Linked DNA regions of Homo sapiens: region 2 is linked to region 1. A link is an interaction called in ENCODE POLR2A ChIA-PET data of the cell type or tissue named here. Cell type or tissue: HepG2. All regions are shown on one strand. Links, peaks and the distances in the headings refer to the core of each region. The heading gives the core; the rest is flanking DNA.

Evidence for each region. Peaks named below come from ENCODE experiments on the same cell type or tissue, not always from the same donor. Only the 100,000 strongest peaks of a DNase experiment are listed, where the experiment ranks them.
Region 2: POLR2A ChIA-PET joins it to region 1 with 5 read pairs; 5 of 35 experiments call an interaction of 5 or more read pairs at or near these places.

What each region holds. Positions count from the first base shown.
Region 1 is chr3:171,836,639-171,841,038 of GRCh38, forward strand. No RefSeq gene overlaps it. Among named protein-coding and RNA genes, the nearest start is that of TMEM212, 4.5 kb to the right of the region's middle. In HepG2, for the core only: no CTCF peak of the experiment used is centred there; DNase peaks (open chromatin) are centred at 1,813, 1,973 and 2,873.
Region 2 is chr3:172,004,143-172,008,542 of GRCh38, forward strand. No RefSeq gene overlaps it. Among named protein-coding and RNA genes, the nearest start is that of FNDC3B, 33 kb to the right of the region's middle. In HepG2, for the core only: no CTCF peak of the experiment used is centred there; a DNase peak (open chromatin) is centred at 2,369.

The sequences.
Region 1 (4,400 bases), core at 114-4,113:
CTGCTACACCAGATCCTTGTTGAATTCTCATTTCTCCATTCCATGTGTACCATAAACTCCATACCTACAAGTGTTACCAGTTTTTCCCCCAGTTTTTCATCCCTTTCCAAGAAGATGGGAAACAAGAGTGATACGACTTTATGTTCCATTGTCCCTTGGCCATCTTGGCATCTGCTGTGTTTGTTGGCCAGTTTTAATTATTTTATGACACAGACAACAGGAGCTGGGCTATGGTCACCAATTTGTTACTCACAGCCTGCTAATTACTTAGCTGGTAGATGCTGGCTCCCAGTTATTGCCTTTTTGTGTTCTGCTGGGGCCAAAGTGAGGCCTCCTTAGAGGAATACTGTCTGAAATCTCTTGAGCAAGAATTCAGCTGGCCAAATCACAGTGTGTGCAGTGCTTATTATGTGCCCACAGCTTGTACCAGATAGAGGGGAACACAAGTTGGCATGTCGACTCTAACAGATAAAGTCTCTTTGGGACAGGCAATCTGGTCACATAGGTATTTTTGCTCCTTTGGGATTTATTTTAAGTCACGGAATGGTAGAGACAGAAGGAGTCTTGGAAATTATCCAGTCCAACCTCCACATTTTGCTGAGAAGGACCGAGATTACGGGAGGCTTAAATTTACTCCAGGTCATACAGCCCTAGTTTCTTTCTATTGCAGCAGGTTGTTCCTTGTCCTATTCGGGAACCTTGCATATGACAACCATTCCAGTCCATCTCCACATCAATGGCAACAGCCCACTCATACAGCACTGGAAAACAGAAAACTATGCACAGAAACACTCTAGATAGATATTCTGGGACTTTTATATCAATGCACAGAAACAAACCTTTGCCTTTGCTTTTAGCTCTCTCCTCTGGTCTAATTTTTTTTAAAAGAGAAAGTAAAGAATCTCTTTATTCCATTCTTTTTTCTGTATAACTAGGAGCAGAATCAGCAGTTCTGATCAAGCCTCCTTGGTGTAAGTAAACACAGCATCATCCCATTCTTCTTATGTCCTCAGTTTGAGTACAGCCTTATAGGTTTTTGTATACTTCGTGGTAAATTTCACAGATGCATGTATATTTTTTAAAAAGACATAGTACACCAAATACTGATCTAGTGGAGAAAAGTAAAAATTACAAAATTTAGAATCAAGCATTTATAGGTTCAAAAGCAGGATTTGACACTTAATAATTGTGTCACCTTCATTTAACATTTCAGAACCTCAGTTTCACCATCTGTACAATGGGACTAATAATAGTAACTGTTGAGGGCTTTAGCAATGCACCTTCATCATTCCTCTCTCCCTTTTGCCTCTTACATGGGTATAACTGGGTCAAAAACTGTGCTTAGTTTCTCATGGATCAATTTGGTTCTTTTCTTTTTCAAAAATGCCAAGAGAAGAAACTAAGGGAATATACATTCCTTGTTTAAGAAGACTTAAAAGTTCATCCCTAAAAGCAATTTTTAAAACAAGCATCATCTAAGAATGTTTTAGAATACTCAGTTTCTCTTTTCTCATTCTACTTCTTTGCCCTTTTCCTCTATTTATTTCCCTGTTGTCCTCCCTACAAACAGCTTTTGTAAAATGTACATGAATGGCCCAAGGCTTCCATCGTTCCTCTGTCCCTGAATCAACTCTGTCCAGACCCGAGCTTTGGATCTGTGAGTGACGCAAGAAGCTGTTTTTGGCTTCAGGAATGTTTTCCTCTACATTCTGACTCCTCTCTTGTTGTTCTTCTTTCCTCTCCATCTTTTCTCCACCTCTCTTCCCCAGACACCCCCACTGTTTCTCTCTTCCTGTTTTCTTAGTTTCTTTTCCTCTCCTTGGTGGCCAAAGCACCAATCAATCACAGCTGTGGTCACAATTACAGTTCTGTCCGTGACTCCTCTATCTCCATGATAAAACAAGACAGGAGTAGCCTCTCCAAAAGGCAGACAATATCCACAGTAGCCTGTGGGAGGCTGCCTGGCGTGGACAAGTCAGCCAATAAGAGGTTTTCCTTGCAGCTGCAAGGCTTGGGAGAGTGAAACGACAGCTAGCTGTGCAAGTTTGCTGGTGACACAATGAAGTGTTTTGCTTCAAAAACCATGGGAAAATTCTGATACATTCCAGATAATTTCAAAACATATTTGCGGGTCAGATATACCAAAGGCAAATAAAAATCTGAGTTAGGTAAGCACAGGCTGATGTACAAATCTATTTAGATCCAAACATCTTGCAGATTGGATGACATTAAATTTGACAATTCCCAGTTAGGGATGATAAAAATTGAACTTTGTTCTCTTTAAACCCCAAGCCATTACAAGAAGAGCGGGTTCACTCGAAGTTGAAGTTGAATAGCTAGTAAAAAGCAAAGGGAAGTGTGCATTATGGATGAACATTGGAAAGATTTTAAATCCAGTTAAGAAACTGGACTATTTGGAAAGACACAAAAGTATATTTAAAAATACCTATATTGTGTTTGCACGGGAGGCGCACCTTCACAGTCTAACCTAATACACCTGTCCCATCATTCCGATTCTAGGAAGACAGATTCTGCTTGGTGCTGCACAGGGGAAAAGCAGCTTTTGCCTTGCATTTCCTGCACATCCCAGATTCATCAATATCATGAGGGTTATTGAGCCAGCATGGCCATATGCCTGAGCAAAACTCACGCCTTTTATTTCATGCAGTTAATACAGCTAAATCTTGTTTTTTCTTGTCTCAGCTTTTACCTTGACATTTCCAAACCTACAAAAAATGTCTCACACCTGTAATCCCAGCACTTTAGGGGGCTGAGGCTGGAGGATCACTTGAGGCCACGAGTTCAAGGCTAGCCTGAGCAACATAGCAAGATCCTATCTCTACAGAAAAAAAAAACATTAAAAAGCATTAACCAGGTGTGGCATGGCCCTATTGTCCCAGCTATTCAGGAGGATGAGGCAGGAGGATTGCTTGAGCCCAGGAGTTCAAGGTTATAGTGAGCTATGATTGTACCACTGCACTCCAGCTTGGGTGACAGAGCAAGGCACTGTGTCTAAAAAATTAAAATTACAAATTAAAACAAAATTAAACCTACAAAAATCCTGAAAAAAATTGTAAAGAGCACTAACATCACCCAGTTTCACCAATGGGACATTCTCTTATATAAATATAATGCCAATCATCCTTCCAAGGTACTTAACATTGATACTCTAGTATTATCTAAAATAAACTCCATACTTAAACTTCCTCAATTGTCCCTGCAGCTTTTTAAATGTCTTTTATGACTTGAATAATTTTGAAGAGTCCAAGCCAGTGTTTTGCAAAATGTCCCTATAATCTGGATTTATCTAATTGCTTCTTTATAATTAGATTCAGGTTAAAATATTTTTGCCAAAAATACTACACAGAAGATGGCGTGTGCTTGCATTGTATTGTATCAGGAGACAATGATGTCTGTTTGTCTTGTTTTGGGTGATGTAAAGTTTGATCACTTGGTTGAGGTGGCTGCCATATTTCTACTTGGTAGAAATATTCTTTTGCATTGTAATTTTTTTCTCCGTTTATCCAAAGGTTTTAACATCTATTGATGATCTTTGCTTTATTGCACTGATATTAACCGAGTGTTAATTTTTCTAATTTTTTCATTCCTTTTGTATGCATTAGATAGAATATTCAATATCTGGGTCTTTCTGACACCAAAGCTCATACTCTTTCTAGGACACGAGCTACCTTTTTAATACATAAACAAATAAAGCTAGTCATCTGAAGCTGCTAGGAAAAGAAAACATTTTAATTTCATCTCTCGTTTGGAGCTGCATTATCTTTTAACTTGGCAAAAATGAACTCCTTCCATAGCTTTGAAACCTACTTTAAAAATCCCAAGACTATAGCCCCCACAGAGCTGTTATTTTTAAGGCTCACATGTGAAGGAATGTATTTTAAAGAGGTAGAGAATGTTCATATCAGGTTCCCTCTCTCCGCATCACTGATGTTCTTCCACTTCTTTGAGTGTCTAATTTTGCTTGACTGATTTATTGATTGATGATTTCTTGTGTTTGGTGTGGAGGGGGGAACATTGGAATAAAAATGTCAATTTGGGCTTTCTGTTTGTTTTCAGTGGCAAAACTGGCTTGAAGTGTTTGGTGAAGCTACCGCCTTTTTCCCTGAGCCAAGATCCTGGGATCCCCTGGGTTGAGGAGAAGGTGGAGTCTGCAAAGCAGCCTACAGCGACCTTGACACCACCACCTCCTAGGAGAACTTGCAGGCCCAACTTGCAGTCAGTTAGTGCCACGTGGGATGACTAGAGGGAGCAGGGGCCCTATAAACCTTGCTGGCTGCCAGGACATGGGCACACAGACACGGCTGATCAGAGAGGAAGCCCAAGACAGAAGCAGTGACACTTTCTTTTCTTTCCTAGTAGCTGCTCTCACTGAAAATGTC
Region 2 (4,400 bases), core at 99-4,098, 170 kb after region 1:
TTAATCAAGATGATGTGCCAGTATAAAGATAGACATAGAAATCAATGGAACAAAATAATGAGTCCAAAGGTAGGCTCACAAATAAACTATCATTTGATCCAAGATAATGCAATAATAAAATAATTGTACTTTTGACAAATGATGATGGAACAATTAGATTTCCATTTGCAAAAATATGAATCTTGACCCTTACTTTATACCATATTTAAAATTTAGCTCCAAATAGATCTAGGTCTAAGTATAGGAGCTAAAGTAATGAGACTTGTACAAGAAAATCTTTGTTACCTTTAATTAGGCAAAGACAGTGTTTAGATAGAATGCAAAAAGCATGAACCATAAAAGAAAATGTTTGATAAATTGTTTTGTCAAAATTAAAATCTTTTTATCTTAAAATGATATCATTATCATTAAGAAAATAAAATTCAAACCATGGATTTTAGAGAAAATAGTTGAAAAACATCACCCTGGTAAAGAACTTCTATGCAGAAAATAGAATCGTCACAACTTATTAAGAAGACAAACCACTCATGAAAAGGCATAACATTTCAACTGACACTTCACCAAATAAGCTATATGAATAACAAATAAGTTTAAGAAAAAATGTTGACTATCCAAAATCATTAGTCATTAGGCAAGTGCAAGTTAAAACCATGATATACCACTATATACCTATGAGAAGGGCTATAATTTAAAAAGACAATACTAAATGTTAGCAAAGGTTTGGAGCAACTGGAAATCTCATACATTGCCGGTGAAAATGTAAACTAGCACACCCATTTTGGAAAAAAGTTTTGCCGTTTCTTAAAAAGTTAAATATGCAGCTGGGTGCAGTGGCTCACACCTGTAATCCCAGGACTTTGGGAGGCTGAAGTGGGCGGATCACTTGGGGTCAGGAGTTCAAGACCAGCCTGGCCAACATAGTGAAACCCCGTCTCTACTAAAAATACAAAAAAGTGAGCCAGGCGTGGTGGCGGGCACCTGTAATCCCAGCTACTTGGGAGGCTGAGTCAGGAGAATCACTTGAACCCGCTAGGTGGAGGTTGCAGTGAGCCAAGATCACGCCACTGTGCTCCAGCCTGGGCAACAGTAGGAGACTCTGCCTAAAAAAAAAAAAAAAAAAAGTTAAATATGCACTTACTATGTAACCTAGCTATTTCACTCATAAGTATTTACCCAAAAGAAATGAAAATTGATGTCCTCAAAAACATTTGTACATGAATGGCCATGGCAGCTGCAAGATAAAATTTGGAAAAAGGCTTTGTCCATCAACAAATGAGTGGGTAAAAAAAATGATATATCTAGTCAATGGAGTATAACTGAACAGTGAATAGAAATGAATAATTGATACATGCTATAACAGTGATAAATCTCTAAAACATGCGGAGTGAAAGGAGCCAGACATAAAATGCATGATTACATTTACAAGAAATTTTAGAAAAGGCAAAAGTAATCTAGAAAGACCAAAATCAGGTTAGTGGTTGCCTCGGACTGGGGATAGGAGTGGGTTACTGGAATGAAGCAAAAGGAAACATTGCGGGGTGATGGCAACGTGCTGTATCTTGGAACAGTTACATAGATGTATTCATTTGTCAAAATTCATGAAAATGTATGCTTAAAATAGGTGCATTTTTGGCTGGGTGCAGTGGCTCATGCCTGTAATCCCAGCATTTTGGGAGGCCGAGGCGGGTAGATCACCTGAGGTCAGGAGTTCGAGACCATCCTGGCCAACATGGTGAAACACCGTCTCTGCTAAAATACAAAAATTAGCCAGGTGTGGTGGCGCATGTAGTCCCAGCTACTCGGGAGGCTGAGGCAGGAGAATAGCTTGAACCTAGGGGCCGGAGATTGCAGTGAGCTGAGATCATGCCACTGCACTCCAGCCTGGCAACAGAGAGAGACTGTCTCAAAACAAAACAAAACAAAGCAAAACAAAAAATTAGCCGGGCGTGGTGGCACATGCTTGTAATCCCAGCTACTTGGGACGCTGAGGCAGGAGAATCACTTGAACCCATAAGGCAGAGGTTACAGTGAGCCAAGATCACACCATTGCACTCCAGCCTGGGTGACAAGAGCGAAACTCCGTTTCAAAAAAAAAAAGGTGCATTTTTATTGTGTGTAAACTATACCTCAATAAAGTTGATTTTTTTTTATTGCAAAAGCAATAGTTTTAGAGAATGTGCTTGAAATTTATCCCTCCACTGGCTTGACTATCTCTCTCTCTCTCTTTCTTCCCCAACTACTCTTTCTGCCCAACTTCTACTCTCAAGTCACAGCCTTCTTTCATTTGCCGGCTCTCCAAATATTTGGAGAGATCTCTATCAATGGTGTCCTTCACCCACCCCCTCCAGTAAAGCCTCCTCACCTCCAGTTAAACATCGCCAGCTCTTTAGCCATTCATATTTGCTGTAGTTTACACTCTGATAAAAGTAGGGCTGGGGGCTGGGTGTGTTGTCTCATGCCTGTAATCCCAGCATTTCGGGAGGCCTAGGTTAGTGGATCATCTGAGGTCAGAAGTTCGAGACCAGCCTGGCCAACATGGCAAAACCCCATCTCTACTAAAAATACAAAAATTAACTGGGCATGGTGGCGAGCGTCTATAATCCCAGCTACTCCAGAGGCTAAGTGGAGAATCGCTTGAACCCGGGAGGTGGAGGTTGCAGTGAGCTGAGATGGCGCCATTGCACTCCAGCCTGGGTGACATAAGAGCAAAACTCCGTCTCAAAAAAAAAGAAAGAAAAAAAAAGGCTGGAAAGGCTCCATGGCTTGTGCAGGAAGGCATGATCTGGAAGAGCTGTGAATTCCCTAAACACAGGGAGAGTATTCAAAGGGCTGGGCAACCAAAACAAAATAAACAGAACATACAAGTGTTTACAGAGGTCTACATGCAACGCCACAGAAGCCATGGGGAAGATTTTGCATCCTCCTAAGTAAGTTTTAGGAGAGAAGAGATAGGATCTAACCCAGGATGGTTTTTTTGCTTTGGGCCCAGAGAATTTCTTTCAACTAATTCCCTCCTTTGCTACACACATCAGGGTACTAGTATTCAGGCAGCTCCATCACCCTTGACACAATTTCTCTGTTCAAATTTCCAGCATTCTCTGAAGCACAATATCTTTAAAATCACTTGTACATGTTGTTTGTTTCATCCCCTGTGGTCTCTTCCTTTCACCAGCTATCCTGATCTCCACTGAAGACTATTTAACTTGAACAGGTTACTCAACTTCTTTTCCTCAGTTTTCTCACTTGTGAAATAGGAAAGTGTTGCTGTGATGATTAAATGTATTAATATATGTCAAATCTTTTAATATTTCCTGGCTCATAGTAAGCTCCCTTAAGAATTCCTGTTATTATTTCCCCCAAAGATAAAGAGAAAAATCTTACAAGCTCCCAGATAGAATAAGTTATTTGTAAAAAAATAAAATAAAACTGGCAGTGAAATTCTGCTGTTGGAAACAGTAGAAAGTGCAAGGCAGCAGAATACATTTTCATCCTAAAAATCTTTCGACCCGTTGCTATGTATTTTACTTGTCAGAGTGAAAGACAGATAGTGTTACCGAAATGTGAAATGTAGTCCACTACATAGTAAGCACTCTGTAAGTTATTATTATTATTATTATTATTGTTGTTATTATTATTATTATTATTATCTAGGGCCATGATCAGAGGCTTTAAGTCTATCTTCCTGGATCCGTTACTATCTTCAGCTAGCATTCCCCACATGGCATTCACCACCACTCAGCCCAGCCCAATCTCCTCTCTGTTCTTTCCCACTTAACATTGTAATTATTCCAGCACCAGGAAGCTAGGAAGGGTCTCACATCTCACCTAAGTAAAGGGAGTATCTATCCCAATTTTTCTGGCTTTATGTTAGACATCAACAGATTTTAATTAAGGGAGCAGAAAAAAAGAAGATAATTTGCCTCCCCCTCCAAAATCTTAGGAAATGTAAGAATCCTGGAAAATAACATATCTTCCCTGCTTTCATTTAATTTTTTTAACTCCTAACTATATCAAAAAGGAGTTCATACAATTGAAAAGTTCATTATTTTGTGATTGATTGGTATTATTTCTAGTAGCTACCCCATTTGTTGATTCAATTTATTTCTTTATAAACCAAATTATGGGCCAGGCGTGGTGGCTCACGCCTGTAATCCCAGCACTTTGGGAGGCTGAGGTGGGCAGATCACAAGGTCAGGAGATCGAGACCATCCTGGCTAACACAGTGAAACCCTGTCTCTAGTAAAAACACAAAAAAATTAGCCGGGCATGGTGGTGGGTGCCTGTAGTCCCAGCTACTCAGGAGGCTGAGGCAGGAGAATGGTGTGAACCTGGGAGGCAGAGGTTGCAGTGAGTGGAGATTGTGCCACTGCACTCCAACCTGGGCGACACAGCGAGACTCC